2 separate regions of the Mus musculus genome follow, and region 1 is linked to region 2. The links are chromatin loops, found by intact Hi-C in ENCODE. Cell type or tissue: left cerebral cortex. All regions are shown on one strand. Links, peaks and the distances in the headings refer to the core of each region. The heading gives the core; the rest is flanking DNA.

Evidence for each region. Hi-C counts contacts between places; a loop is a spot of excess contacts. Peaks named below come from ENCODE experiments on the same cell type or tissue, not always from the same donor. Only the 100,000 strongest peaks of a DNase experiment are listed, where the experiment ranks them.
Region 1: it touches region 2 in a loop (9-fold over the local background); 4 of 42 quality-filtered maps call a loop at or near these places.

Annotation. Positions count from the first base shown.
Region 1 is chr2:178,185,454-178,200,880 of GRCm38, reverse strand. The region is part of intron 1 of Phactr3 (phosphatase and actin regulator 3); the gene reads right to left. Among named protein-coding and RNA genes, the nearest start is that of Phactr3, 51 kb to the right of the region's middle. In left cerebral cortex, for the core only: a CTCF peak has its summit at 4,659 (motif pointing left); a DNase peak (open chromatin) is centred at 7,827; H3K4me3 peaks cover 362 bases; H3K27ac peaks cover 2,160 bases.
Region 2 is chr2:178,233,802-178,249,228 of GRCm38, reverse strand. All of the region lies in intron 1 of Phactr3 (phosphatase and actin regulator 3), which reads right to left. Among named protein-coding and RNA genes, the nearest start is that of Phactr3, 100 kb to the right of the region's middle. In left cerebral cortex, for the core only: no CTCF peak of the experiment used is centred there; DNase peaks (open chromatin) are centred at 6,070 and 7,592; H3K27ac peaks cover 3,408 bases.

The DNA.
Region 1 (15,427 bases), core at 3,108-11,107, 47 kb after region 2:
TCTGCCATTGCACGTCAGGCACTGAGAACCAGCAACCAGAGAGAGATTGATATAAACACTTAGTGGCAAAACTCACATGCAAAGAAACCCCACGCAGGGCTGGAGAGATGGCTCAGCAGTAAAGAGCGCGTGGGTCTTAGTTACAGTTACTATTGCTGCGGCGAGACACCATGGCCAAAGCGAGTTGAGTAGGGAAGGGTTTGTTAGGCTTACATTTCCATATCACCGTTCACCATGGAACAAAGTCAGAACAGGAGCTCCAACAGGACAGGAACCAGAAGGCAGGAGCTGTTGCAGAGGCCATGGAGGGGTGCTGCTCATTGGCTTGCTCTCTGTGGCTAGCTTATCGTGCTTTCTCATAGAACGCAGGACCACCAGCCCAGGGATGGCACTACCTATAATGGGCTGGGCCCTCCCCATTAATCACTAATTAAGAAAATGCCCTTATAGGCTTACCTCCAGCCTGATCTCACAGGAGCATCCCCTAATTGATGTCCCTCTTTCTCAGATGGCTTTAACTTGTGTCAAATTGGCATAAAATTATCCAGCACAACTCATTTGGTTCTCAGAAACCATATGGATGGTTCATAAACCACATGTAACTACAGCCCCAGGGGATCCAACATTCTCTTCTGTGAGAGCACCGCACACACTAGCATGGAGATACACACACATAATGAATGAACGAACGAAAAAAATGGATGTGGAAGTCTCATTCAAGAAGCAGATTGCTTAACTTCAAAAGACCAAACTCCACTGATAATGCTCCCAGAGAATGAAAGCCTGCGGGCCACTAACCATCCCAGTGGGGCCTGTGCTGCTTCCTGAGATACACCCCACTTTCTCGTTCTCAGATTACCATCTTCAAAATCTGATGAGGAGAAACCAGCTTGCCAGTAGATATGGGTGGAATGTGAGATACCCCTTATATGCTCCTATGCTTAAACACTCCCTCCCCATCTGATACTGCCATGTTGGAGCTTCCAGAAGATGCAGACAACCTGGGAGAAAACAAGGCTGCTGGATGTTGGCCCTGAGAGCCTGGCTGGAGAGCCCTGCTCTCTGGTCTGCTGGGATGCAGGGAATGCCAGCCCCACTCTCCTACCACCATGAGCTCTCCTTGATGGTCAGCATCCTCTCACACTGTGAGTCCAAATAAGCCCACCCTCACTTAAGCTGCTTCCAGAGAGCATTCTGTCTCCAAGATGAGAAGGAATGGAATATTTAGCAGAGAGTCAAGACGGCCTCCAAGCTTCCTGGTTCTACACTCCCCAGTGATCAGCTGCTCCAGTCAGCGCCTCCTCAAGGGTCAGGCACAGAGAAGATCATGAAGTGACTCAGGGTATCCATGGACCTAAGCGACATAACAGGCATCAGTATCTCTTCAGTTCCTTCTAACCTTCTCAGACCATAATCTGGCACTCGTTTGCCTGTGACATCCTGACACCTGTTGGTGTTGTATTTACAAAGTTCGGAGAGTCCTCTGGCCTGACACCCTTGGAGGGAGATCATGTCTAGTGTTAACTACATCTAGGTTTTTTTGTATATTGGTTTGGTGTGTGTGTGTACATGCATACACACACATGCTCTCAACATGCATGTGTGTATGTGTTTGCTACATGAGTGTACACATGTGTGTGCGTGTGCATGTGTGTGTATGAACAGGTACTCTGAATGCAGAGTCCAGTCTTTGTATTTCTTCTTAGTGACTCCATCTTGCTGTTTAAGAGGATCCCTTGGTGATCCTGGAATTCACACATGGGCTGGCCAGTTCCGGAGGGTCCTCATTTTTCCCCTCCCCCAGTGCTGGGATTACAGACCTAGGTGATGGTCTAGGTGACAGGCCATGCCTGGCTTTTTATGTGGGTGCAGAGACCACAAACTCAGTCCCTCAAGCATATGCCACAAGCACTTTACCCACTGAGTGTCTCCCCAGCCCCCTATATGTGGCTTTATAGTCACTGTCTCATTTTATGGCTGCCTTTCATCAAAAACAGTGCTATTAGATTTCTGTTTCTGACAAGAGATTTCCTTTCAGAAAGAATTTTTTTTAAGACTTTGATTAAAAGAAAGTGCTCAGCAAATTGGATGCAGGCAGCAGACAAACAAGTGAGTCTGGGAAGGAGTGAGACTCAGCATACATACCACTATGGCCTCCTCCAAGGGTCCTTCAACCCTGACCACTCCCTGACATTAGACCACAGGTCTCACTGTCAATCTGTCCCCTCCACAGGGATGTCTAACGGGCGTCTCAAAGTTGTCATAGTGACAACTGTACTTCCATCTCCTCCGACTGCTCTACCATAGCCTCTCTTCCCCCAGCTCCATTCTTCTATTGCTGAGAACAGAGCTAAGTGCCCCCAAGACAGCCGCATCTCCTCCCTTCTCCATTCATTCCTTCAGCCAGTCTTGTCACCACCGTCTTCTAGACATGCACTCACTGTGGCCATCTCCTCACCTGCCTGGATCTCGGTGTGGCCTCCAGCCTGGTCACCTCTCTTTCTCACTGGTCTGTCCCCACCATGGGGGTCCAAGGACTCTCTTAAATCAGTGGCTGGATGCTACTCTGAATCTCAAACCTCCGGAGGCTCCCATCACATTCAGACGAAAAGTCAACTGATCTCCATGTTTATATTGGAGCATCCACTGCTTACAAGGCTTTTGTCCAAACAGAAATCTGCCACGCTCATTTCCTAACTCCATCGGGTTCTTGCTCAGATGCCACCTCCATGTTGCCACCCCCACCCTGCCCCTGTATTTAATACTCTGTGGTTTGCCTCTCACCACAATGATAAGTCTCCTTCCCCTGGCCTATTTTCCTATTCATTTCCCACAATGCTTCCTGCTAGCATGCAAGACAATAGTTGGCATTCCTGTCTAAGCCCCCACAGCACACACTGGGGACAACAGCAAACTTGCTTGTTCTGCCCACAACCCCTTCCACCACTGGCTTCCATGCATGCTGACAGGTAGCTGGTAACTGAGAGGCCTGCTTCCTGTTCATCTGAGCCCCAGGCAGGATTGGGACCATGAGCCTTGCAAACCTGAGTCCTTGGAGTTCACCGACAGTGCCCTCCTACAGGCTCAGCCTCTCACACACTCTACTGACTAAGGTGCTTGCTATCTGGCCCAGGAGCACATGGGTCAGACTGATAAGGTTCTCCAGTGGATGGTCACACACCCAAGAGTACATGGGCAGCACAAATTGGACCTGATAGGTTTAGAGAAACAGAGGGAGGAGTGGCATGGGTATGAGAGGAACTGGAGGAGGGGTGACTATAACCCAAACACATTGTACAAATCCTCAAAGAACCAATGGAACTATTGTAGATAGGAAGACAATAAAATGAGAGCTTCAGACAACAACAAAATTATATCGATTTCCTATCTTCTTCCCTGGTGACAAGTGTGTCAAGTCTATGGTCAGTATCAGAGGCTCAGATCCTGTCATGGAACCCTGTGGTGTTCCTGCTGAGATCCATGCTACTCACACAATTATCAAAACGACTTATGAAAGTTTTGAATATAAAATCAGGAAAAGAAAAGAATCCTGCAGTGAGTGACCCCATGTTGACCTGCTGACTTCCAGGCTTCAGCCTCTTGCTGTGTCTTCTGAGCCTGTGTAGACTTGGGTGTGAAACACTGAGTGAGTGGGGGTCGCTTCCCAGGCACCAGGCAGGAAGAGAGTGTTTTCTGCTGGGTGTACTATGTGTTCTGCCTCCACAGTGGCCACAAGCCACATACAAATCAATGGCACAAGTTCTCCCCCGGAACTTTTTAAAGCCAGGCAGCAGAATGGAAGACCCTGGAGAAGCAACTGGTACTCGACCCATCTTCCCTCTGAGTGGATCTGAGAACATCCATAGACAAAATCCTTCTGGATCAGATTGCTATCAGGTGGCCAGGAGGGGGCAGGAGGGGGAAGCATAGAGGGTAGAGACTGGGAGTGGGAGTGAGGAGGAACAAGGGGGTATGGAAGCAGAGAGGGCAGAAGATGGAGACAAGTGGAAAGGGAGAGGGAGGGGAGGGAGAGAGGAGGAGAGGGAAAGGGTGGGAGAGGGAGGGGAGGAGAAGAAGAGTGAGAGAAAAGGAGGGGAGGGAGAGGGAGGGGGAGAGGAGAAGGAGAGAGACAGAAAGAGAGAGACACAGTCACACACACACAGACACAGAGAGAGAGACAGACACACACACACAGACAGAGAGAGAGACAGGAACACACACACAGACACACACACACACACACACACACACAGAGATAGGCACACACAGACACACACAGACACACATACACAGAGAGAGAGGAGAGAGGAGAGAGAGAGGGAGAGAGAGAGAGAGAGAGAGAGAGAGAGAGAGAGAGAGAGAGAGAGAGAGAGAGAGAGAGAATGAATATAAACGTGTGTTCATATCCATACCCACACAGATGCTCATAGAGCAGCTCGGCTGAGACAAGCCTGTTGCATTAACTTACACTCTACCATCCCATTTTCCTTTTGTTTCTGTCTGTGATGAAGATGCAGCCCAGGGCCTCATACACACTGGCAAGAGATGCTCTCCCAAGTCTCTAAGGCCTGTCTTGCCTTTTGAATGCTTATCAGATGTCTGGAGAGAGAGAGAAGCCTCCCAAGCAACATGACATCCACAGCTCCACCAAGTGGCAACACCAGACCCCACACTGTGTGTGCTCACCAGCAACACATTCATTCGTACCTGGATGGGCCAGACAACCGAGTACTTCAGGGTCACATGCCTGACTTCATTCTCCCGAAATACCAGGATCACATCTCAGTGCAAGGCCTTCTTCCTGTCGCCGCCCTGTACTCAGCCCCAGCTAGCGAGCCTGACTTACATGCTTGGTTCTTTTCCAGTCAAGTTCACCCTCAACCATACGAACAGGGCACAGCAAAGCAATGTCCCCTGTCCTTCCATCTATTGCTGAAGTAGGGTCTCTACTCCCTAAATCTCTGAGGTCATCCAGGAGGACCTAGATCTGAGGCACAGGGCATGTGCCCAGCACTATCATCCAGGACGTCTGGAGAACCAAATCATCTTGATGGCCCCAGGTCTGAAGACTCAAAAACACCCACAGATGAGCCTTGCATGATTCAGGTACTCGAAGCTCAGGACCATGACTCTGCCCTGTGGTCCTGTGGCAAGATTAACAGTCCTTACCCTTTTGGTCATTACCAGGTCACCTAACAGAACTAAGATCAAAAGGATAGGTTTTACTTTGTGTCTATGTGGTACGTACATGTCTGTGTGTGCGTGTGCGTGTGTGTGTGTGTTCATGCACATGCAAGTGCTTATATGTGTACATGTGTGTGCTTCAGTGTAGAGGCTTGAGGTCAACCTTGGGTGTCATTCTTTATCTTTCTCCTGAACTGTCTTTTATTGGTCTGAACTCACCAATTAGGCTGTGCTGGCTGGCGAGGAAGTCCCAGGGATCCACCTGCCTCCACTTCTGCAGTGCTGGGATAACAAGGGTACATACAGTACCACATCCAGCTTGTGTATGTGTGTTCTGGGGATCAAACCCAAGTTCTCATGCTCACACAACTAACCTATCTCCCCATCCCTATTTTGTAGCTTTTAAAAATAATTGACATCATAAATTTAATATACAATAAATAAATGTGCTTAGGTGAGGACTATTTTCATCCCAGAAAACACAGATTACCGAGCCCGGTAGCTGCCGTGCACAGAAGAGACTCAGCTGTGACATGTCAAATGATGTCAAGATGCATGAAGGAAGGGAGCTAAAAATAGCACCACAGGCTCAGCACCAAGAGCTCCAGGGCTCAAAAGCAGCAACCTTGGGACCCAAGAACAACTGGCTTCAGCCACCTCCATAAGGCTGGGTACTTCTGACGGACAACTTTACACGATCACAGTTTGTGACTTCAAGAAAGGCAGGCTGCTCCTAATAATGATATTCTGAGCATGCATATTTAAACTATTTTCCCACAAGCAAGGTGACTGCATTATGTAACAACAGTGTTCAGACACCAGGCTGAGGGCTGTAACACTGACTGGGGACTCTACACCTTAGTAATCAAGGAATTAATATGAACAAATTTCAGCAAGAAAAAAATGTATACACATTGCCAGCCCACAGAATGGCAAACAACTTGAGCTACTCACTTACGGGTGTGGCTCAGGAACAGACCATGGTGTGAATAAAGAGACAGTGAATTTCCAAGAGGGCTTCCTTTTCAGCCTGTTTTACTTCACCTGTAATGTCGTGAAGCTGAGTAGTGGTGAATTTGCAGATGTCTGGGAATGTTTACTTCTGCAAGAGTCACACCTAGGTGACAAATGAGTCACACCTAGGTAACAAATGAATGTTACCTTCTAAGTGGCTTCCCTGGACCCTGAGTGCCTCATGTGTGTGTGTGTGTGTGTGTGTGTGTGTGTGTGTGTGTGTGTATGTGTGTGTGTGTGTGTTTATGCATGGGTGTGTGTGCATGTATGTGTGTGTGGTGTGATGTGCGTACCTGTGTATGTGTGTATATGGTGTGTGTGTGCATGCATTCGTGTGTGGGTATACATGCATATGTGCATGCATGAATACATGCACATGTGTGTGGTATGCATGCCTTGTGTGCACACCTGTGTGTGCACATGTGCATGCATATGTATGTGTGCATGTATGTGTGTTTGCGTGTGTATATGCACATATGTGAGTGTGGTGTATGTGTGCATGGGTGTGCATGTGTGCATGTGTGTGTGTGTGCGAGTATCTGTGATGTATTAGTCCTTGAGTTTGTGTTTTTAAAACTAGCATGCATTTCACCCTTCTGTACTGCATCCACACAGCAGAACACACAGCCATGCGGCACACCAGTGTGTGAGATGACCTTCTTTTCTGGGCCCCCTAAGGAGAAAGCTGGTGGGGGGTGAGTCTGTCAGCATGCACAACTCTCCCTTCTTCAGAAGCGCTGAGGAGCCAGAATGTACAGTTCTCACTGGGTCGAAACATCCTTGCATCCTGGAACATGGCAGGCACCTCAGGCAACCATTAACTTAAAATCACATACCGTCCTGACTCAATTTCCCCCTCTCCTTTTCTGCCTCTAACTTGAGACACCCAACCTTACTTCCAAACCAATGAATGCTTTCACAGGAAGAACCAAACAGTAACCTGCATATGTCCCCAAGTCAGGAAGCTGGGACAGAGGCCCCAGGGGGACAATCACTCCTGACAGGGGAAGGTTTGTCTCCAGCCATACATGGATGCCAAAACTGCCACCTGGGAGGGAGGTTCTGCTGTATGCTGAATTTTTAGAAAGCACAGCTTGAGAACAGGACACAGGCAGACCTGAGGAAGCAACCTATTGTTTCCTGGAAATTATCCTGCATTCAGGATGAGCAGGCATGCAGATGTCTAGCCTGGAAGTAACGGGTTACAATGGCATTCCACGAGAACACAAGCTGACCTACCAGCTTCTTCTGGGCTCTAGGACACAGCTCAGGGTTGGTCCTCTCAGACCCATGGGAACATGAAAATAGGACCTGCCTGTGGGAGAGGGTCAGCACCTTTCCCAACCGCAGACTCCCTCCAATCAGTCATAGTCCTTTGATTCCAGAAAGAAGGTCGTTCCCCAGAACAGCCGCAGCAAGGATTTGCTCAGCCTTTGCCTGTCAAAGGTCTTTCCTAAATAGACGCCCACCCTGGGGGAATTAAACTTGCCTCATGGCCAAGGTCAAGGGGTGGCTCTGGATGGAAGGCTCCATTTTCCCCAGCAGCTCGGCTTCCCTGCAGCTCCTGGATGTTCCCTGGTGCCCTGGGAGGCAGAGACTGGCAAGGAGCCCCGGGCTCGTTCACTCGCTCATTCAGACTCACTGAAAACCCTCCAGCCTAGCAATTGCAAGGAAGGCTTCCGTCTGCCTTTGGGGGCTGAAGCCCATTATTATCTGTAAACATTCTTAAATATAGACATGCGTGAGCGAGGCAGGGCTGGGGTGAGGAGGGCAGCCCAAGGCCAGAAGAGCAGCTCAGGGGACCAAGGGCCTGGTCCATCCCAGCCTCCACTCTGCTCCATATCTTCAGGAATACAGCCTGGGCTGGCAGCCCACTAGAGTGAGGCAGAACTCTCCAGACCTGAAGCCCTAAGCCTCATGCACAAACCCACTTTTCTAGCAGCTGCTTTCAGACTTGGGAGGGTTCGGAGGATGACAGAGAAGGAGTTTCTCAGGGATTCTATGACTCTTCCACGCCCCTGCCTGCAGTCCTGATGCCCTCACTGTGTCTGGAGCCCAGCTTGTGGGTCACGGTTCACTACAACAAAGGGGGTCTGACACTCAACCCATGGACAAAGATCCTGAACCCTAGTCATTCCACAGAGTGATGGGGAGGCCACTATCCGAGGCTCACCTGACACCCAACACGCACCCCAGGTCCTGGGTCACTGGCTCAGGCATGGGAACAGAAAGTCAGCCTCAGAGGGCCCAGGGCACAAATGTCCATCCTCAGCCTTGGTGGCATTCATGGCAGTGGCTTCTATGAGGTAGGGCTTTACATCATGGGACACCAACAGTGTGCCTTACCTCTAGCCACTGGATTCTCTCATGAGCCCCCCATTCTACTTCAGTTATAGCCAACGTTCTTGACATTCTGCCCATATCCCCTAAGGGCAGAAGAGTCCCTAAGGTGGAGGTCCCTACTTGGAAGAAAAGTTGCTATGAGTGGGAATGGTGCTCATACCCACAAAGAGCCAGCCTGGGCTAAAAGCAAACTAGCCAAATCCCAACACTGGGTTCTGTGCCTTCAGCATGGTCCAGGTCCTTCCTCAAGTGCAGGTGGGAGATCTGAACCCTGCTTCTGCCTCAAGAGGGACATTGGGCTCCTTCCTTCTCAGTGTCTGCCTAGATAACAGGTACACCTGTCCAGGGCTGAAACAAAGAGTTCAGCAGAGCAAAGCCTCGGGGATATGAACTGGGGGAAAGAGAGAGAGAAGGGAAAAAGGATGAGGGGGCAATAGAGAGATGAAGGAACCCCAAGAGTGAGCTCCAACCCAGAGCCAGGTCTTCCGCAGAAAATTCCTGGGGGGAAATTGCACATCTATTGCATGTTTGCTAAGAGCCATGTCCCATTAAGGATTCTGGATAATCTAATTCCACAGTCATTGATGACACTGAGAAGTTGCCTCTGTCCTTTGCAGAGTCCTTGCCCAGCTAATGACACCTTTAAGCCCCATCCTGACTCAGAGGAAGCCAGCCTAGGGCACTCAGCTGGCCTAAGGATACAGAAGGCTGGAGGGTTTGAATGAGTCATTATTCGATCCAGGGTCATGGTGGGGGCAGCTGTGGAGTTGGGGGATGGCTTCTGGTCCTATTGAGCTGGCCTCACTCTGGGTTGATCTATGAGCAGACATTTCTATATCTATAAGGAGATGGGCTACTCAAAGCTGACCAACTGCCTTGAGATCTGATAATCTACATCCCAGCACCCCATCACATCAGCACTACTGGAACATCTCAGGCAATGTGCCTCAGGTGGGAGTTTTCAGGCTGGTCACAGGAAGCCACTGAAAGGTTGGTCATTTGAAGGTAATGTTGTGCTTCTGTGCAAAAATAACAAGCCATTATTTAAGAAGACACAGGGTGAGGAGCCGGAGTCCAGCCAGACTAGCTTAAGGGGAAAGTGGATAATAGAGAGGAACTTCCAGAGTCCCAGGCTCCTAGACCTGCAGCCAGTACCTGTGCCTTCTCTCCATCTCTCTGGCCCCTGATGTGCCTGGTGCACAGAGGACAGCCAGCTGCATCTCAGCCTGGTCTCTGCTTCAGTCTCTCAATCTGTATGTTTCTCGTTTTGTCTTTCTCTCTTCACTGTTTCTCTGTGTCTGTCTTTAGCTTTTTCTCTCTGTCTCTTTCTTTGTGTGTGTGTCTGTCTATATATATCTGCCTCCAAATTACCAGTGTAACTGTCACAAACAGGCATTCCCTGAGTCCTGCACCAAACATCCCTCTCTATTCTGCACCGCTCACTGATTCTCTGGAGCACTAGCTCTAGCCTTATGTCCCTGTGCAGTAGACCAGGGGCCCCGTGTTTTGGCTGGGACAGGTAGATTTGGGGGATATGTGAGTGGTCCCCAAATCAGGCTCCAGGCTGATGGCATGGCACTTGATGGCAAAGGGTGTCTTCACAAAGGGTGTTTCTGTGAGGCTAGGAAAGGAGCCACAGAAAGTATTATAGAGCCCAAGTGAGGAGGAGCCAGCTTTGGCTACCACACCAGGGGTATCCAGCAGGTACCAGACTCATAGTCCCTCTTTCTCTACATCTAGGTCCCTGCATCTAGATTCTTTTTGGATTTTCAGTCTTCTTCACAGACTGTCCTTGGGGGCTAGGCCCAAGCGCTTCCACGCTCCTGCTGATAAGCCCACACTCCACCTCAGTTTGCCTGGCCAAATTAACTATAACCTTTAGTGTTCCTGTGACCATTGATGTCCCACAGGGCCTCAGTGGTCTCCTTACAATTCCTAGTACCCCTGGGAAGATGAAATCCCCCACTTTGGCATCACAAGCCCTCCACATTCAACACAGAACCAATCAAGTCACCACAACCAGGCCACTAGGATACTCACTTTAACCCACCCCTACCTTCCCATGAGAACACGACACACCTGTGTTCCTTCTTCACTCAGACCGCTAATCTTGCCCTCTACTAAGATATGGAAGTTGCATTGGCCTCCCTCCCCCTCAGTCCCTCCCTCAGCTCCCACAGGGCATTTCTACCCAGTTCAACCTGGAGTCCATGGGCACCCTTCCTAACTGGCGCTTGGCCATCACTGCAATGTCTTGGTCCCACCCTCTGTTTTCAATGCCCAAGTGCATAGCTTATGATCCCAACATTGTGCTTTGGAACAAGTTCATTTCACTTGAACTCAGAGAGGCACAAATAGCTCCATTGTCTTTACTCAGCCCAGCCAATTCTCTACCTGTTCCCCGGGCATTATGGGGTCCACCGAAATCAAACACCTTGGTGTGAGGAAGCAGCACAGGCCAGACCAGCCCTTTGGAGTGGCAACTGTTTTTGTTTTATGAAGCTGTGGTGGTTTGTAGGCTTGGTCCAAGGGGTGGCACTATTTGGTGGTGTGGCCTTGTTGGTGGAAATGTGTCACTGTGGGCATGGGCTTTAAGACCCTCCTCCTAACTATGTAGGAGCCAGTCTTCTCCTAGTGGCCTTCAGATGAAGATGTAGAACTCTCAGTTCCTCCTGCACCATGCCTGCCTGGATGCTGCCATGCTCCAGCTAAGATGATAATGGAGTGGACCTCTGGACCTGTAAGCTAGTCCCAATTAAATGTTGTCCTTATAAGAATTGCCTTGGTCATGGTGTTTGTTCACAGCAGTAAAACCCTAACTAAGACAGAAGCCTAGAATATTTGCCTACTCAAATTTATGTCTCAGAATCTATCATGAGAAAAATATAAGCTATTGCAAATACTATGAATGCTACAGACATAAAGGAGTCCCTGCGATGTTAGTAATCACAGCAAACATTTCAGAGCTCTGAAAAATGCCCCCACACCAGGGGCACAGCTAAGTAAATTTTGCTAAAGTGAGTGTTTCCCTGGGAGACTGCTTGTGCCGTGCCTGCAATTTGGGAAATGAAACTTCAATTTAGACTACTTGAAATAGATGCTTTCGCTTGATTACAAAATAAGACAAAACCAGCAAGCCAGGTGCAAAGTAAGCAGGCTGCACCAGTGAGGGGAGAAATAGATTGTTCATGAGAGAGGGGGAAGGGCAGAGGAGCCTGAAGAGGCCTAATCTCCAACCTCATGGAGACTGAAAGACATGGGGTGAATGGGAGAGGGCTTACACAGAGGCACAGCAGGAGCTGAGTGAAGAAGAGGCATGGTGCTCCTGGTGAGTGTCAAAGGGGAGCCTTGAGCCAGGATCTGAATGCCTTTGCTTTTCTGATCCCCCATACCGATTAGCAAACAGCCCTTTGGTCTCAGCCCTAGAAGGAAGCAATGAGCTGAACACACCCAAGTGTATGTATGATGTCTGCAACCAACAAGGGACCCACACCATGGGCTCCGGGAGGACGCTGGGAGTTGGACTGAGATAAAACATAAGGCTGAGATTCAAAGGCACAGCAGCCAAGTGTGGTCTTGGGGATCCAGGCTGGGTCATCATGTGTTTGGAACCATGCCAGTGAAGAAGGTTCCGTGGAGGAGCCTCTGAAAGGGCTAGAGGTCAAAGTCACCAGGAGGCTGAGAGGCAGCGCCGTGATTAGGGCGAGGAGCTGTTCCGGTTCATTTTGAAGAAGAATCATCCTGCATGGTGCAAGGTCAGGGCTACCATCAAGAGATGAGCAGCTGAGCTGAGAGGGAGGGAGGAAAGCCATGCCCACCAAGAGATGAGCTGCCGAGCTGAGGGAGGGAGAAGAGCCATAGTTTTTGATCTCCTTTCAACCTGGAAGTTCTCTTTATCACATCCACATTCTATGTCCTTTAGGGGGGTTTGTCTTTTTGCCTCCCTTTTATTTATTCGTTTTTATGCCCATTTATTTGCCTATTTATTATGTGTGTGTGAGGGAGAATGGAGTGTGTCTGTGAATGTCTGTATATAAGAGTATGTGGTGTGTGTGCATTGTGTGTATGATGTATGTGCATGTGTGTGTGGTGGTGTGTATGTATGTGTGTGTGATATGTACACGTGTGTGTATGTGTGTGTGATGTGTGCACATGTATGTATATGTGTGTGTGCATGTGCTGCAGCACATATGTGCGTGTCCAAGGACAACTTATAGAAGTTAGTTCCTGATATCATGTGTGTCCCACAGGACTGAACTTAAGCCCTCAGGCTAGGCAGCAAGCACTCTCAGAACCAACTCGGCCACCCCTCCTTATCCTATCATTCCCTGATCTTCTACACAAAGTGGATCTTTGGCAAAAAGAACTTACTATGAAAGGAGTCTTATCTCTCCTAGTGGTTTGGGGGAAAGGAGGGTCAAAGGAAAATAGGCACCTATCAATCACCTATGCTCAAGAGGAAGTGGGAAATTCCACACCACTGTGTGACCCTAGTGTCATCCTAGCCATGTGTTCAGAGGACTCTAAACGCTGAGTCTCACACAGAATGCTCTCATTAAAGTAAAGCCTAGGAGCTAGAGAGATGGCTCAGCAGTGAGAGCACTTGCTGCTCTTCCACAAGACCTGAGCTCGGTTCCCAGTACCCATAACAGGCAACTCTCAACTGCCTGTGACTTCAGCCCCAGGGTATCTGGTGCCCTCTTCTGGCCTCCATGGGCACTGCACTCACATGCATACACACACACACACACACACACACACACACACACAGTTGCACATGCATGCATACACACACAGACATATACAGAATTGCACATGCATGCACACATGCAAACACAAATGAATGAAAATAAAACACTTGCCTTGAGAGGCAGCTCAGCACTCAAGAACACTTGTCTCTCTTGAGAAGACCCTAGATAGGCCCCCAAACCCAGACAGTGCTCCTGGCCATCTCTAACTTCAGTTCCAGGGCACTCAGTGCCCTCTTCTGCCTTCTGTGAGCACAAGGCATGTATGCGGCCCACAGACATATGTGGAGACAAAGCACACATATGCATAAAATAAATACATCCCTAAAATAAAAATTAAAAAAAAAACATAAAACCTCAAAACACAGAGCTGACCAGGTCCTATAAGCACAACCAAATGCTCCCAGTTTGCCTGCAGCCCCACTGCAACAATGTTTCATCTTCCACTAAGAGATAGCCTAAAGTCCACAAAATCCCAGAGTCCACCCCAAGGCCACACAGCTTGGAAAGGGCATGGCAGGGCTGGATGAGAGCTAGTCAGTGGGCCCCAGGACCTACACATATCATCAGCGAGATAGGTCAGCGGCAGCAGGGTGTGTGTGCATCATGTCGTGCAAGGCTCAGGACCCTCAGTGAACTGAGTATGTGATGCATACGTCAGAACTTCAGTCACTATGGCAGAGTGTATCAAAAGCTGTTCAAACTCACGCATGACAAAAAATTAACGTAAGGGTATCACTAGAGGCAGCCCTGCGACATATAAGTCCATGCGTCTTTCTGGTCCAGTGGTCTAGAGTCCTAATGCTGGTGTCTGTCTTCCAAAGCCACTAGCAACTCCATCCTGGAACCATCCTGGTATGGGCTGAACCTTAGCTATTTCCCACAGGCTCCTGTAGTGGCAGCTTAGTTGCTGTCCAAAGGGCTTTGTGGAGTGGCTGGATCCAGAGGCCTCTGCTCTAATGGGAGAATCAACCCACTGACAAACTGAAAGTGTGAATAGACTGTTGGGGGGAGTGGCAGAGCTTGGAAGGTGGGACCTGGATTGAGGAAGTGTGTCACTGGGGACATATCTTTGAAGGGTCTATCTTTTCCTCTCATGAGAATGCTCTCTCCTTCCTATCCATCATGGTGTGCCATATTGCCCTCACACCCATGATTGTAACCATGAACCTGAAGGAAACAGCACCTCCCTGAAGCCACTTAGATTGGGTACATCACCACATGTCCACAGTAATTCCCCTTCCTCCCAGAGGTGTATGGAAGACTGTGTCCTGAAGACTCACATCCACTCAGACTTCAGAGAGGGATCTCACTTAGAAATGAGGTCTTTGCTACCCTCCGAAAGACCCAACAAGCACCTGAAAGAGTCAGATGCAGTTATTTGCACCCAACCAATGGATAGAAGCAGCTGACCCCTGTTGTTGAATTAAGGAAGGCTGAAAGAAGCTGAAGAGGAGGGCGACCCTGTAGGAAGACCAGCAGTCTCAATTAACCTGGACCCCCGAGATCTCTCAAACACTGGACCACCAAAAGAGGCAGCATACACCAGCTGATATGAGGTTCATTCAGAGATGAAGCACCTAACCCTCAAGTGACTGGAGGCCCCAGGGAGTTTAGAAGTCAGGTGGGGTGGGGGTGGAGACATCCACATGGAGATGGGGTGGGGTGGGGAGGAGGTGTGGAATGTGGAGCAGTCGGATGGTGGATGGGGAGGAGTGGGGGATGGAACATGGAGTATAAAAAATGAATTACAAATAAAATTAAATTAAAAAAAAGAAATGAGGTCTTTGCAAATGTCATTAACTAAGCTGGAATGAAGTCATCCTGGACTATGTGGGAAGCCATTCTGGTGACTCTGTCCTCACAGAAGGGAGGACACAGAAGAAATACACACAGGGAAGGTTGTGAGACACACAGGCAGAGCCTGGAATGCTGCAGACACAGGCCTGGAACAGCAGGAGCTGTTATGGATGGTGGAAGGGGCAGAAGGACCCTTCCCAAGAATCTTGAGAGTGAGTGAGTGTGTGTGTGTGTGTGTGTGTGTGTGTGTATGTGTGTGTGTGTGGGGGGGGGGCTACTCACACCTTGGCTGCAGAATTTTCACCTTCAGAACTGTGTTAGAGCAAGCATCTCTCATA
Region 2 (15,427 bases), core at 3,992-11,991:
GAAAACCAGGGGGAGCCAAGACAGGACCCTGCTGCAGAGGGGACTCTCGGAAAATGCAGCAAAGGCTGCTGGGAGTGGTGTAGGTGAGGCGGCTTTGCACGCAGGCACTGGAGTTGCAATGGGAGGGGGTAAAAGGGGCAGATGAACAAAGTATGGCTTTCCTGGGAGTGCAGTGAGGATAGAGCCAGGCCAAATGCTAGAGAGCCCAGATGTTGCACAGAGGTACTGTGGTTCCAGTTCATGATCACTGTCCAGACACAAACAAACACACAACAAACCAGCCCCTATCAGCAGTGGCATCTCATTGGCTGGAAGTAAGCAGGGGAATAATCTCCAATTTAAGAAAATTACACGTGTTTATTATTGGTGCATGAAAAACTGACTTGCTAGCAGGAGTCTGTACACTTGAACTTGAAAGACCATAAGCTGGAGGTTATAGGACAGAAGACCCAGCCAAGAATGGTATGTGGCTCTGACAAGTGTCCTGGAGACAACAGGGAATCACTGAGGGCCCTCCTATAAGATCCGCCTTGAGAATGTGGTGGATGTCAGACCACAGATAGACAGATGGCTGAAGGCTGGGGACTCTGACACAGGACAGGGCAGTGGACACAGTACCTGCTATGTGCTATGTGCTATGTGCTATGTGCTATGTGCTATGTGCTATGTGCTATGTGCTATGCTCTGCCCTGGGCTCCTGACATGAACTAGAACCTTCGATCCCACTCCAACCCCAGCAGGTGGAGCACCATTTTCACTCTTGTACCAGTGTTAGGAGAAACTAAGATGTTCTGCAGAAACCTGCATCCCCTTGTCCAGCGATTAGACTATGAGAGAAAGGACTCCACAGAATTATGATTTCTTCCTCAAGAGTCTCATCCTGTAGCCAGCCACAAGAACTTATCTCCAAGGAACAGATTTTATTCAGTTCTGATGGCTTATCCAGATCCCATTGGAGAAGATACTGGAGCCCAGACAATGATGGGTCGGTGATGGGCAGAACCTGAGACAATGACTTGTCAATGATGGGCAGGACCACACCTTGACCAGGACAGATTAGCCATGCAGACCTCTTGCCCTCTTTTTAAACCTAAATCTCCTATCAAGACTAGGATGATGGACTTGGGAGTCTGTTCCTCTCCTCAGAGTGGCCACACTGAATAAATCTCTTTGTTCTGTTTTTACTTTGTCTTAATTGTCCCATTGAAGACTAGAGGCCCAACCTAGCTTGTCTGGGCTACAGGACCCAGACTCCAACACTAGCAGCTCCAGAAACATCCCCACTCCGTGACTATGTACAGCAACTCTCCTGGTCAGAGGCAGTGACTGTGTATTGGATGATAAGAGCCAGAGGCCTCATCTAACCTCTGTATACTCCCCTCTCAGCTGATCACAAGCTGCCATCAGAGAGAAAAGGGAGTGGGGAGACGGGTACTTGGGGGACTAAACCACCAATGCGATTTGGAACAAAATATTGGGAAGCATCAGAGGCCAAGAGGTCCATTTCTTGTGGCAAGGCAGCAGGCTCAGGTTTGACAGCCATCCCTAAATACCCAGCATGCAGGATATGAACCTTCAAAATCAGATTTAAAATGTTCCAAGTGTCACATGCAGAAGCACCCTCCTCTGTGGCCTCTACACCTGGAAAACTGCCGAGTGACCGTAACAGCTGGATGGTGTCACACACGCCCAAGGAAGGCTAAACAGGGCCAGGCCGGTACACCCTTCAGAGGCAGGGTTAGCGCCCCCTACAGGTCTCTCATGATCACGCTGCTTAGTATAGAGGCAGGAAGTGGCCACTGCCAGGGGTGAGGGTTGGGAGGGATGCTAGATGTTTATTTAAAAAGTAGGAACAGTAATACTTTCCTTTCTGTTTCCGGAAACTGCAGGAAGTTCCCTCCTCTGGGTGAGCTTATCCATACACACATCTTGGGTCAGCTCGCTTTGACAGAAATTCCTCCCTACGACTTTTTCTGTGTGAAGCAAACAGGAGTCTTTCTATAAGAAAATACACCTCCTAGACCCACGCAGGTCCCAACTCTGCACCATGCCAGAAACAACAAGTGGTCAGAACAGAAGGTGAATAAGAACAAAGGGAAGAGACCAAGGCTGGGCACACACTTGGAAGCAAGACAGGACACTTTATGGTCTTCTGTGACCCCTGGGCCCCTGAATTCCTGAACAACACAGGCCCCAGTCACATCAACCCTAGGCCCCGCCCACATCAGCTCAGGCCCCACCCATATCAGCTCAGGTCCCACCCACATCAATCCCAGGCTCCGCCCAAATCAACCTAACCAGAACTCATTTTCTCTCTCGCCAGCAGGTGGAGGTGTGCAAGCACAGGGAAGAAAAGACGGAGGTTGGCTCAGCTGAGAAGTGTAACAGCAGCAGTGCACAGCTAATACTGTGCATTCCTGGGTGTCCAAGAGGAGGCTGCTAAGACTTCTGGGTCCTTCTGACTTTAATGTCTCCAGGAGGCAGGAAGCCACAGTGCAAAGCAGATAATTGACATTGATGACTGAGCAACTGAATCCAGCTATCTGACCTAGTTCATCCTCAGACAGTATCAACTAGTGTCATCTAGTAGCTCATGACACTGTTGTTATCTTCAGGGTATCCCAGGTGACCCCACTGAGGGATGCTCTCTGTGTGAAGAAGTAGCTTCTTTTAGAGAGCTACACTGTCTAGACTGCAAAACCTCTCTTGAAAATCCTGGCTCCATGCCGGCAGAGCAAAGGCTCTGAGAAGTTCTGTGGTAAGAAATCCTTGTCAGACTATTTGATCACCCACAGGAACGGTCGCCCAAGACTGCCAAATACAAGGAGAGCTGTAAGGCCAGGCTCAACGTATTCCTATTAAGAGCTGTTAATGATCATTTCTTTTGAAAACAAAAGTCTTCCTACTACCTGTAGTCAAAGATTATACCAGAAGTTGGTTTTGAAATCTCTAAGCTATCATCTCATCTCATCTCATCTCATCTCATCTCATCTCATCTCATCTCATCTCATCTCTTAGCTGCCCAAGGCTCGATATCCAGAAGTAATACTGAAGTTAAGGCAAGAAAAATGGTCACCATTGCCACTTCTGACACTGGATGGAAAATGGAGACATCACCCAAGCAGCCTTTGTGGTAATGACAGAGCTCTAACCAGAGTGCCATCTGCTCAGGATCAGCCCGTGACTCTGCCAATGGTCACCAGGCCTCTGGGCAAATGTCTAGTTCCTCAGGCAAAGCTGAGTGCAGACCTGTGACTCTCGAAGCCCTGGAGATGCTGGGTGGAGCTGGGAGCATGAGCTTAGACAGGAGACGATGGGGTCGTGGGTGGGAGGGAGGAAGGGAATTGTTACTACCAGGTCCACTCTTTCTGCTGTTCAGATGCTTCTAGCTTTTCTCAGAGCAAACTCTGAAACAAAGGCTCAAGCAAGAAGCTACCTACATCTTCACAAGGGATAAAAGCAGTTCTAGAGACATTCTAAAAATTATATCTTACAGAATAAGTGGGGTTGGGGGAGAAAGCATTTAGGAAGACCTCAAGACTCCAGTGCAAATTAAGCAAAAGTCTTACTCAAAATCCAAGTGTCTGGACTTTCTAAAACCAAAAAGCAAGGCGTGCTCCTTCCATAATGCCAGTGACAGCTGTGGACAAGCAAAGGTTGTTCTTAAAAGAGGGTGTCTTGGATCGAGGGAGACGCTCAGTGAATGGAGTGCTTGCCTTGTAAGAGGAACTTATTCAGTCCCCAGTACCCACTTAAAAAGTCAGCCGGGGCAGTGAGCGCCTGCAGTCTCTGGCTAGTCAGCCTGGCCTCACCAGCAAGCCCCAAGTCCCAGTGAGAGACCCGTTCTCAAAACCATAGGGATAGCTCTCAAAGAATGACATCTGAGGGTGACCTCTGGCCTCCACACATTTGTGGGACATGTCCCTGAGTACACATGTACCTACATGTGTACTATGTGCTTGAAAACACATGTTTCCACATCTGCATATGCAAAACACCTCTGTATACACAAAAGCAGGCATCTTGCTTTGTTTAATGTTGGAAGACTCTGAGCCAGAAGGTTTGTATTTTAAAGGCACGCTCCTTTCTCATTTTGAGGTCAGTGATGGGCAGATGTCTGCTCTAAAGGCCAGGCAACAAATGCCAAGAGCTCTGTTGACTACCTAGCTGGGTACCAGCCAACTAGCCAGGCTGTGGGAGCAGAGACTCTGCCAGAGTGGATAAGCAAATCAATGATTGTGACTATGTTTTAACAAAACTTTATTGATAAAAACCTGGATTTGCTCCATAGTACAACTGTTACTCTGGGAGGGTCCTTTGGAAATGTCTTAAGGGAAAAACTACTATTTGTTCCTTTTATAAGGCAGGAAATAACTGGCTGAAGGTCCTAGTTGGTCATTTACATCCTCTAGGGCCCAGGGGTGCATTACTCTCCCACACTACTGCAGCTTGTGACTTGAGTCTTTAGCTCTACCCAGCCTGAAAGCAGACCTTTAGCTCAATTTATAATTTGCTTTTGAATTAAAGGTTCATTCATTTTACATCCATCATGGCTATTTGACCATGAGGATCAAGATGAAGTAAAGGTCCAAAAACAGAGTCCAGCAGGGCCCTGCCAGGGCTCAGTACGTAGGTAAGAACCAAATGCAGACAAGCCAGGATTTTTTTCAGCTTTAAGTTCACCCATGGAAACCAGTCTAAGTACGTGTACATCTCAGAATCTTTCAGGACACACGATGTTCCTGAAGGTTTGTTGGGTATGGTGACCACCGGACTCACTGTGCTGGGAAGAGACCTTCCCCGCAGGAACAAAGGATCCCGAGAAGCACACAGAGGCATGGGAGTGTGTTCCACCTTCCCAGGAACTGATTTTGCTCGAGGCCCCCACCCTGCTGGCCCTGCTTCCTTTGGTGATTGTCACAGAAGCAACAGAGCAAGACGGAGATCTCCAACAGAACCAGAGTGGCCAGCAACTGTGATGGGGGCCTGTCCTCCATGAACAACTCCTGGTGGCTGTCTGCCGGGTGACCTTGAAGATAGCCAGCATTGTGAGGAATGGTCCTTCTATGTCCAGAGAGGTCTAGCCCACTAGGCTATTAGGCAAAGACATGGACATCCCCTTTCCCTCTCCCTAGAGCCAGCTTACCCAACTCACATTGCACTGGGGGCTCCAATCCCTCAGCTTCCACGGGGACCTGGGTGGGTACACAGCGCCACTCATTTCTCTCTTTCTTGGTGCCTGACACTGACTCTTGGTAGCTATGATCCATCTTAAGATGAGACCAACTCTGTCTGTGTGCAGTCTGGGGGCAAGGGATGGAGACAGCAAGAGGACAATACACCAGAACAGGATATTCGTGGTGTCTACCTTCCTCAAGCTGGACTGGTCTCGTCAATGCCCACCTTCTGTGCCTTCTGCACATATCCACATCTGCAGCCCCCTACCTATGAGACTGCATGGTACTGCCCTGTCCTCAAACCCTGGGAATCTTCTCATCTCTCCCATGACCTCACAAATTTCCTCAAGTTCCTCATCAGCACTAGACCCCAGATTGGCAGTCTTACAAGCAGGCTATTCACCATAACCCAAAACAATACTTCCTTCTCCTGGGAGGAGGCAAACACTGATGGTAACTCCAGCACCCCACACAAGTCCTAAACATGGACCCCAGCACCTTGTATAGTAACTCAACTCTAAACCACCACTCCACTTCTCAGCACCCCACATTATACCTCAACTCTGCACATGTGTGTGTGAGGATGAATTCACAAATGTAAGGACTCAGGAGAAACACTGAGGCAGTCTCTGTGGTTAGAAAATGATGGGTCACTTCACCAGGAAAAGACTTCATGGAAAGCTAACACAATGGAGAACCAGTAGCCAGTAGGCACTAACCAAGTTTGAACAAAGACAATCAAATGTAACAAAAAGGTACTGTGAGGTCATGTCCCATCTGTGAGCCCATGTGACTGCCATTTAGGGAGCTGGCCCTTGTGGCTGCTGTGACATTGCTGATAAGCACTTCTGAACTGTCATAGTCTCCAGAGTTTCTGGTTTCAGGTTTTTCACGCATCTGAAGTGTTGGAATTGCTGGGATGGTGAGTAATTCTAAGCTGAACTCTTCCCCGATGGCCTACTTGGGCTTACTGACTCACCAGGACAGATTGGTTCATTCTACAACCTAGATCAGTCCCCACGGAAAAAAGAGGATGAAAAAACAATCATAAGAGACTGTGTGTTTGAGAGTTCATATGTAGGTCAAGCCACACACACAGAAAGCATGAGTGGCTGCCAGAGACTGGGGAAACTGAGGGGCTGTATCATCCCTGGGTGCCATGGGGCACTCTAGAGAGACACAGAAAATGACTAGATGGCCACACACATGTACTGAATGTCACAAGCTGTCCGCATCACTGTGGCATGAACTTGACCTCAAGTGTCCCAAAGTAAGAAGGTGACTAGCAGTTGAGCCTCTGACGCCAGTTGACTTTGTGCTAAGTCCTTTGCACACCTTGCTGAGCTTTGCCTTCAAACTAACACATGAGGGTGCACAATCTCCCACAGGTGAGAACTACTCTCCCACCAATGCCACAAGATATGAGCCCCGGGCAGCTGAGTGCATACCTGACTCACACGCAGGGCCTCGTGCTCCTGGCGACCTGAGGTGGCCAGGGGGACACATGTCCTCTGCTGAGGAAGCAGAGAGTACAGAGCCCCTGAGGTTGGCAGTACAGAGAGGAATCAGAACAGATAGATGGCTGAAGAGCTCAGGACCCCATTGTAAGAATCAAGACAGGATTAGTGGCCATCCAGACAGGGCAAGGAGAGTCCCTTCCTGTAAAGTGACAGGAGTGATCTGGCCTCGGCCATGGTGTTACAGTATGGCAAGACCACTTCACTCAATGCCATCAAATTAAACCTTTACTTATTTTTATTAAGAATTTGATCAAAGGCCAGGGCAAGGAATCAGTGTGTCAAGTACTCACTTGACAAGGTTGAGTTTGAATCTGCAAGGCTGAGCATGGCTTCGCAAGCTTGTAACCCTAACATTGAGCATCACAGAAAGATAGATCCCAAGCGCTTGCTGGTGAGCAAGCCATCCCGCCTCAAGGGTGAGCTAACAGTTCACGGAGAGACCCTGGCTCCAGGCAACAAGCTGGATAACTACAAAGGAAGACACCAGCTATCTTCTGACTTTGAACTCCATGTTCATGTACATAGACACACACACGCACACACAGGCTCGAGTGCATGTAGCACACACAGTTCCTAACTGCACACATACATAAAGATTAAAAGACACCATAAACCAATCCAGTATAATAAAAAGTTAAAAAAAATTGTAACATATTCAGCTGACCCACTCTGCTCTCTACAGCATGAAAAGGCCTGGAGGTCAAAGAGGTCAAGTATGTGTGTTTTCATTGAGTGTACATCCCAGAGACAACACCCCCCACCCCCGGAAAGGCTCTGGATGCATCAGCCTCCACAGGGGCCCAAGCACCACAGGCTTCAGGACTCTCCAGGTAAGGAAGCAGCACCAGTTCCCGAAGCCACCCAAAGCAGAGGTGCTTAGACCAGAGTCAAAGAAGGCACACACTGGCCAGCTGCTCTGTGCACACAGCAGAGACTGGCCCAGCCACCTCGCCTCCCTCTGACTCCTCACTCTCCAGCTGCTGGTACAGTACAAAGGGTCTTTGATCACAGTTGTAGCCCAGCAGGAAAGCTTGCACTTGTGGTTTTAATGTTTCAGCCAAATGGAGCCACTGGGGACTACTAGGGTCTCAGCCTTGGAAATGATTTCTTCCCTCATCCATCAGGCAAATGTAATCAAGGCCAAGAGGGCCAGCCCTTGCTTCAGGTTGAAACAAGTCTGAGTAAAGACAGAGAAGAGGACCCCGCTCCTGAGCCCATTCGTTCTCTGGGGTGGCTAGCTTTGCCATGGTTAACTCCTCAACATGGTGGAGTTATCAGAGAAATCTCGGTCAGCTGTGAATGAGGGTGAGGCAGAGATGTCCGGAACCTCACACATATCTGGGACTTGGAACTGGGGCTCAAAAGCCGAGGCTGGCAGCTCCCTTAAACGACGAACAGTTACCACTTAACAGCCCAACTCCTGAAAACACAATCCACACGGAATTGTCATGTAAATATCCATGGTAGCATTGTTCCTAACAGCCATGTGGTGAGACAGCCCAGAAGTTCAGCAGTGAGACACACAGTGCAGCTAATCTATAGATAGACAGATTCGGCCATAAGGGGGAGCAGAGCGGCAGCAGGCTGCAGCATGGCTGGACCCTGAAAACAGGGTACCAAGCAAAATACCTAAATCATAAAGGACCACACACCGAGCTAAGGAGACGCCTCAGATCAAAGCACTTGCTTTGTAAGTGTGAGGCTCTGAGTTCAAATCTCCAGCACCTAAGGAAAAACTGAGGTATGGCTGTGCATGGCTTCTAACCCCAGCACTGTGGGAGGCAGAGGCAGGAAGATAGCTGGAGCTGACTGGCTGCCAGCTCAGCTCTAGGATGGGGGAGAGACCTCATTCTCAAGAGAATCAGGCAGATAGTGATGGAGCAGGACAACTGATGTCCTCCTCTGGCCTCTACATGGGATGGGCTTCCATACCAGCATATGCAGACAAATGTACACACACATAAACACACACACACACACCCCACACACAAACACATATACACACATGCACACACCACACACATCCACCACATATAACACATGCACACACATGCACATAAACCACAGATGTATACATATGTACACACACACAACCATACACACAGATACCACACACACATTTATACACACACCACACTTACACACAGGAACATTCACACAAACAGGCACACTCACAAACATACCACACACTGCACATACATAACACATTATACACATATATACAATAGATACACACATACCACACACACTCACAAACACCACACATACACATACACACACATAATGCACACACACATACCACACACTTTCTTATTTTTATGAAAGGTCAGAACAGGACAATTTAGAGGCAGAGAGTACCTGGGTGCTCATAGACTGAGGAAGGAAATGGGGTGTGATTCCGTAATGGATGAATGGACACATGAATGGTTTCCTTTGGGGTGAAGAAAACATTTAAAATCAGCCTGTGATGAAGGCTGCAGTGAGAGCTCCCATAGATGCCTCAGAACCCAACATAGCACATGCGTGGACTTGAGTATGTGTTGTAGGTCCCATAGCTGAGCCAGACGACACCCACGTACGCCTCTTCTCTTCTGGCAGGGATCTTCCTGACCTGACTGTATGTGGACACCCCGGATCTAACACTGCCCTCCATTCCGTGAGGTCCAGACCATGTCCAGATACAGGCTCCATGTCAAAGCAGGCACAGCATTTGCCAATGTCTCTAGACCTTTCGGCCCCTCCCACAGTCACCTCTACCTGTCAGTCTGTTGTCATCTGCAGTGCCAACAGTGGTGCTGCCCCTGCCTCAGCCCCATCCATTGCTGCTCCCCAATCACCCAGAGAGAAATAGTCAAAAACTCAGACCAAGCGCAGTGCTTTTCAGGCATAGCTCTCTGGAGGCTCCACGCACAGAGAATACTAATGCAGATTCCCCTGGAAGGTATAGGTTGTGTCTGACAGTCACTTGCCTTGAGCGGGTGGTACACTCCAGCCACACTGAAGGCTACACTCACATCCTGCTTCTGTGTCCCATCATGGCCACCTCATAGTCTCGGCAGTGGCTCTTCTCTGTGACATACCCAACACTACTGAATTGAGGACTCCCCACCTGAGCGCCCACTGAACAAAGGCGCGGCTTCCCCAGACCCCTTCTCTGTGGTCACTTTCAGCTACTGGTCAGGTAGCCACTTGAACTTTCTGTCCTGGCCATCTCTCCCCTTCCCACTGGAACAGGATTGTCTTAAGAACAAGGACTTGGTCTGTCCCTTACCTCATGACTTCACGTCCTGGTGAAGCAGGGTTTGGGGCCCCTCTCCTGTTAAAGCTCTTCTGTTAGCGGATGGGAAACTCACAAGCCTGGCATCCTTCTCTAGCGGTGCTTGTCACCCCTTGCTGTGACAAGCGGCTCCTCTTGCTTCTATGGCCTCTCTTTTCTTTGGTGTCTAGAACAAACATTAGATACTCTTCCCCTTGAGAGCAATTCTCTCCTACCCCTTGGTCTGGCCCATTCCCATTCCAGGTCACAGTTTAAACTGCTTTGGAGATAAGACAGGACCCCGTGAACCACAGGGACCCAGCACAGCCGTCATGGCATCCCACAGAGGGCACAGACCATCAGCAAGTTGGTCTTATTGGTGAACCAACTTTTACACCAGAACAGGACCTCTTACAAAGCCAGTGAGACCTCCAGGGAAAGGGACCTGCAGGCCTGTTTTACTTGGTGTGGCCAAGCCTCAGTTCAAAGAGCCAGAGTGCACCGGGTTTGAGTTCTGATGAAACTTTGAGATTTGAGGAAGTTGACTCCAACCCGCTTAGCCCCTGTTTCCTGTTGCTGGTGAGTGAGATAAACCTGTCCCTGTCCCCTGGATTATGCATGAGAACAGGGAATCACAGTGTCTGGTGCTCCAGCTGGCTATGTTGTGAGTGACTGTCCTCTAGGCCAAGCAATTGCCATCTTGGAGGATTAGGCAGAGCTCCCCAGCAAAACCATCACCCCAACTGGGCTCCTTGACTGTTTACATTCATCACAGAGGGGTGGGTTGGGGTGGGGTGGGGTGGGATGGGTCACAGAAGTTCTCTATCACCTGTTGTATGCTGATCTACCTTAACTGTAGGAGGCCTTTGGGAGGGGCTGGAGCACAGGAGCCATGGAAAACAGGGAGAGAAAGCTTCCTTCCATGTTGGGAGCAGGAAAGAGCATGTTGTATTGTACTGCTCCCTTGGGCTATATGAGGAAGCTGTAAACCTATTGGTTCCCCAGGGGGAACTTTTGCAGACAGCCTCAGCTTGTTCCTGGGAACCTTAGGAGGGAAGGAATTTTAGCAACTCAACACCACCTTCAGCATCAGCTTCTCTTTTCTTTCTCTATCTGTCTCTGTCTAATTTTGTCTGTGTCTTTCTGTCTGTCTGTCTGCTTCTCTGCCTGTAGCCCTCTCTGTGTGTCTCTGTCTTTATCTCTGTCTCTTTGTCAGTCTTCACTCTGTCTCTCTATCTGTGCCTGTTTCTCTATCTGTGCCTGTGTTTGTCTCTCTGTGTCTACTTTATGTGCCTCTATCTCTGTCTCTCTGTCTCTGTGTATCTTTGTGTCTGTCTGTCTCTGTCTCTGTCTCTGTCTCTGTCTCTGTCTCTGTCTCTGTCTCTCTCTCTCTCTCTCTCTCTCTCTCTGTGTGTGTGTGTGTGTGTGTGTGTGTGTGTGTGTAGAAAACAATGGGTACTCCCTAGTGGAATGTGACAACAGTCTCATTAACATCAGGGACAAGTGAAGAAACCAGAAGAGAGTCCTCCAGGTCCCATGTGCTTCTGCAACCTGGCCTTTTCTTCTAAACCTTTTACAGTCCCCTAAAGACCATGCTCAGGGGAAACAGCAGGCTTATTCCAGCCATTTCTATGCAGAGGTGAGCTGAAAGCTGCCACTGCTCCTTGTGAGCTAAAATCCTACCATCCATTCAAAACCCTGCAAAACTGGGCAAACTTGAAACTGCCATAAGGAAAAAGTGAATGATAGGAGACCCCCTATAAGAACAAACCACAAATAAGAAAAAGTGACCCTCCAGCCTGCTGTCCATCAAGCCAACAGCCCCTGAGGGACAACATATTACTAATTTATTCATCTGGTATTGGTGAGGGCTGCAAACCAATTTATTAAAACAAAACAAGAACGTCAGGCCACCATGCACTTGGCTCCATTAAACTTTCAGAAGACCTTGCAGGTCCTTGTCTAAAGGAGGAAAGACTCCAGAGGAACTGGTGCTGCCTGGGAAGCAGCAAAGCCATCTGGTGACAGTGTGAGGCCATGTGACCTCAGCCAAATGGCATGTCTAGCAGGGGAGAATCAACTCCACAAAGTCAAATTCTGACATCAGTGTGCACCGTAGATGGTATACAGTCACCGCCATACCAGTACCATGCATGCACACACAATAAACTTTAATTTTTGAAAACATACACCTTGTTTGTATCAGAGCTGTTTGTTACCCAGTTCATTCTCTTCTTTACAGATCTCTTGGGAAAGACAAGTCCACATGTCATGACTCAGGATGGCACAGGAAGGCACTGACGTCCAGTTCCACCACTTGACACCAAGTTAACAAAGCCTTTGCTTGTCCTTTCTAAGCATGACTGTCCTGACTCTAGACCATGATTATCTACCTTCCAGAACAGTCATGAGAAGTGCAGGAGACGAGGAACCAGGCTCAGGCTCTAAACATAAATGAAAAGTTAGCCAGTGTGTGACCTTGCAGATTCTATTCATGTAACAGTCCTGTTGGACCCAGGCAGATTCTGATGCCAAGGTTCCAAGGGGGCTACTGCACTCTTGTTAGGCTCTACAGTGCATCTGGAAGAGGGGACACAGAACCTTCCAAATCATTCCTCACAGAGGCTAAGTGTCTCCAGTCACCTCAGCCAAGACTCCAAATGAAATAGGCTAAGTCCTCATGTTCTTTCCACTACTAACATCGTCCATCCTTCTCCCCCCCACCTCCCACCCCCCACCCCAAAAGAAGATTCACTGAATAAACACTCTGGGTTCTTTTAATTTTTCATGAAAACAAGAAATAATTATCTTAAAAGACTGTTAGAGATGGAAGCAAATGAAGGCAAGAATAACTTTCAGAAATCATCTCACAGGTGACAGTTCTATTTGGTCGCTGTCATCCTCTGAGTATAACTAGTTTTCTGGCTTTCATTCATTCACTTGCGCGTCCTACCAGTGGTAGTGATGAAGCACCCAGCACTGTACGTGGGACTTGCTGGACCAAACTGGCATCAGTGTTAGTCTGAATGCAGACTTTGGTCTGTCAACAGCCTTGTGCCCAGAGCCTGCAGCCTCCTTGGTGACCAGAATCATACAGACCTTGTTTTTAGACCCAAAACTTGATGGATCGCAATCCATTTGGTAGAATGATCCTGAGAAAAATGGGGAAAATTATCAAACTGTAGTGGGCTGCATATCACACTCATAGATTGCAAGGCTGAGTGTTTTAAGGATTATATTTAGTCTCTAGACATTAAAACATGAATAAATGTCCTGCTATATGCAGGTGGCTTCTTGTAGGTGAGGGCAGATCCTCCGTCCTGGATTGAAGAGCCTCCCTGGGCAGGAATGACCAGAGTTGTCCTCTGGAAAGACATGAGGCTTAGACTGAGTAAGATCAGAAGATGTTGGAGGAGCAGAGAGGAGGCAGGTAAATAGCCCTGACTATAGACTCTCAACCTGTAAATGGGACTTAAAGGAAGAAACCTGCTCCCACAAGAGGCTTCCACATTTGGTGGTACCAAGTGTGCTACAGAAAAGATATTTTTTGCTGAATAGATATACAAAGAAGTCTTTTCTCCTAAGAGAAACTATGGGCAGGCCCCTGGCCTGTACTCTTACTTTTTGTTTTTTCTTAGTTTGCCATGTTCTGATTTATGCTAGTGACTGCTGAGTAACCAGCCTGCTTCATGAGGCCAGGCTAGCCCTATGATCCCGCTTTGTGTAGCCAAGATAACCCTATGGATCTGTTTCATGAGGCCAGGATAACCCTATGCTAAAGTCAGAAAAGGCATTCCTGGAAGTGAAAATGGCAAGCAGCCTCTCTTGAGACAGACACAGAAATACTACAGAGAATGTTATTAAACCTGAGACTGGGGTACACAGGAAAACAGAACCCTGCCAGAGAGTCAGGCTCCTTCCAGAGAAATTATTCATCCAGTATCCGAGACCACTGTATGGGCTGCTGAAAGAAGATACGTCACATAGTCATTTTTAACAAATGCAAAAAATAGCATTTGGTGAAACTGGCACCCATTCATGATTAAAAATGTTCCCAGCCTCAGAGACCTTCCTGAGACTCATAAAGTATGCACATGAAGCTGGCCTCAGACTCTGCCATACAATGAAATATTGAAGCATTCCCTCTGAGGTCAGAAACAAGCATATAATAACTCAGAATTATACTAGAGGTGTTAAACTGTCCAATAAAGACAAAGAAATGGAACTACAAACTAAAAAAAAAAGTTACCTTTCCCCTTCAGAGAGATGTTTTTATAAAATCCAAAATAATTTTTAAAATTAGAATAATTTTATTACTAAGTTAATTACTTAGTTAATTACTAAGTTAATTACAAGAAGGTCCAAGAATTGAAGATTTAGGAAATGATGTTTAAATAATGAGACAATCTTACTATCATTAAAAAAAACCATGAAATCTTTCTAGAATAATTTGGTGAAATATGTTCACTGGACACTGTGCATGAGACATTGGTAAGAGGACAGCAGAGTGGCCAGATTACAAGGCACAAAGCACAAGGCCAATGTGTCCCGTTCAAAACTACAACAGGTTTGTGTCAATGAATTAAAAGTTTATACCGAGAATGGCTAGGATGGTCTAGATGAAAATACAGTGATAGGACATGTTTTATTTCGGATACCCTGGCATAATGAACCCTTGATGCTAATGCTGTATGTAGGTGAGGCAGACAGGCCCATATGCTCTCCTAATGAATTAACTCATTGTCCTGACAAGATACCTGAACATAAGTGAGCTTAAGGGAGGATGGCTTTAGTTTGGTTCACAGTTTGAGATTACAACCCGTCAATGCAGGTGTCTTAGTCAGGGTTTCTATTCCTGCACAAACATCATGACCAAGAAGCAGTTGGGGAGGAAAGGGTTTATTCAGCTTACACTTCCACATTGCTGTTCATCACCAAAGGAAGTCAGGACTGGAACTCAAGCAGGTCAGGAAGAAGGAGCTGATGCAGAGGCCATGGAGGGATGTTCCTTACTGGCTTGCTTCCCCTGGCTTGCTCAGCCTGCTGTCTTATAGAACCCAAGACTGCCAGCCCAGGGATGGTCCCACCCACAATGGGCCCTCCCCGCCTTGATCACTAATTGAGAAAATGCCTTACAGCTGGATCTCATGGAGGCATTTCCTCAACTGAAGCTCCTTTCTTGTTGATAGCTCCAGCCTGTGTCAACTTGACACACAAAACCAGCCAGTACAGCAGGGATGGCACAATGGCCAGGGCCTGACAGCTGAGGCAGTCAGCCATGTGGCTCTGCAAACAGATGAACTGCCTGCTTCCCTTTCTCCTTCAAGATTTGAGGATGAGAGCAGATACAAATAAGATACTAAGTATCTTATTTAATGACACCAAAATAAGTGATAAGATACTTAATTATCCTTAAATAAGATACTAAGTAAAAATGTTAATAAATTGACCTGTATTGATTTTCTGGGTTGGGA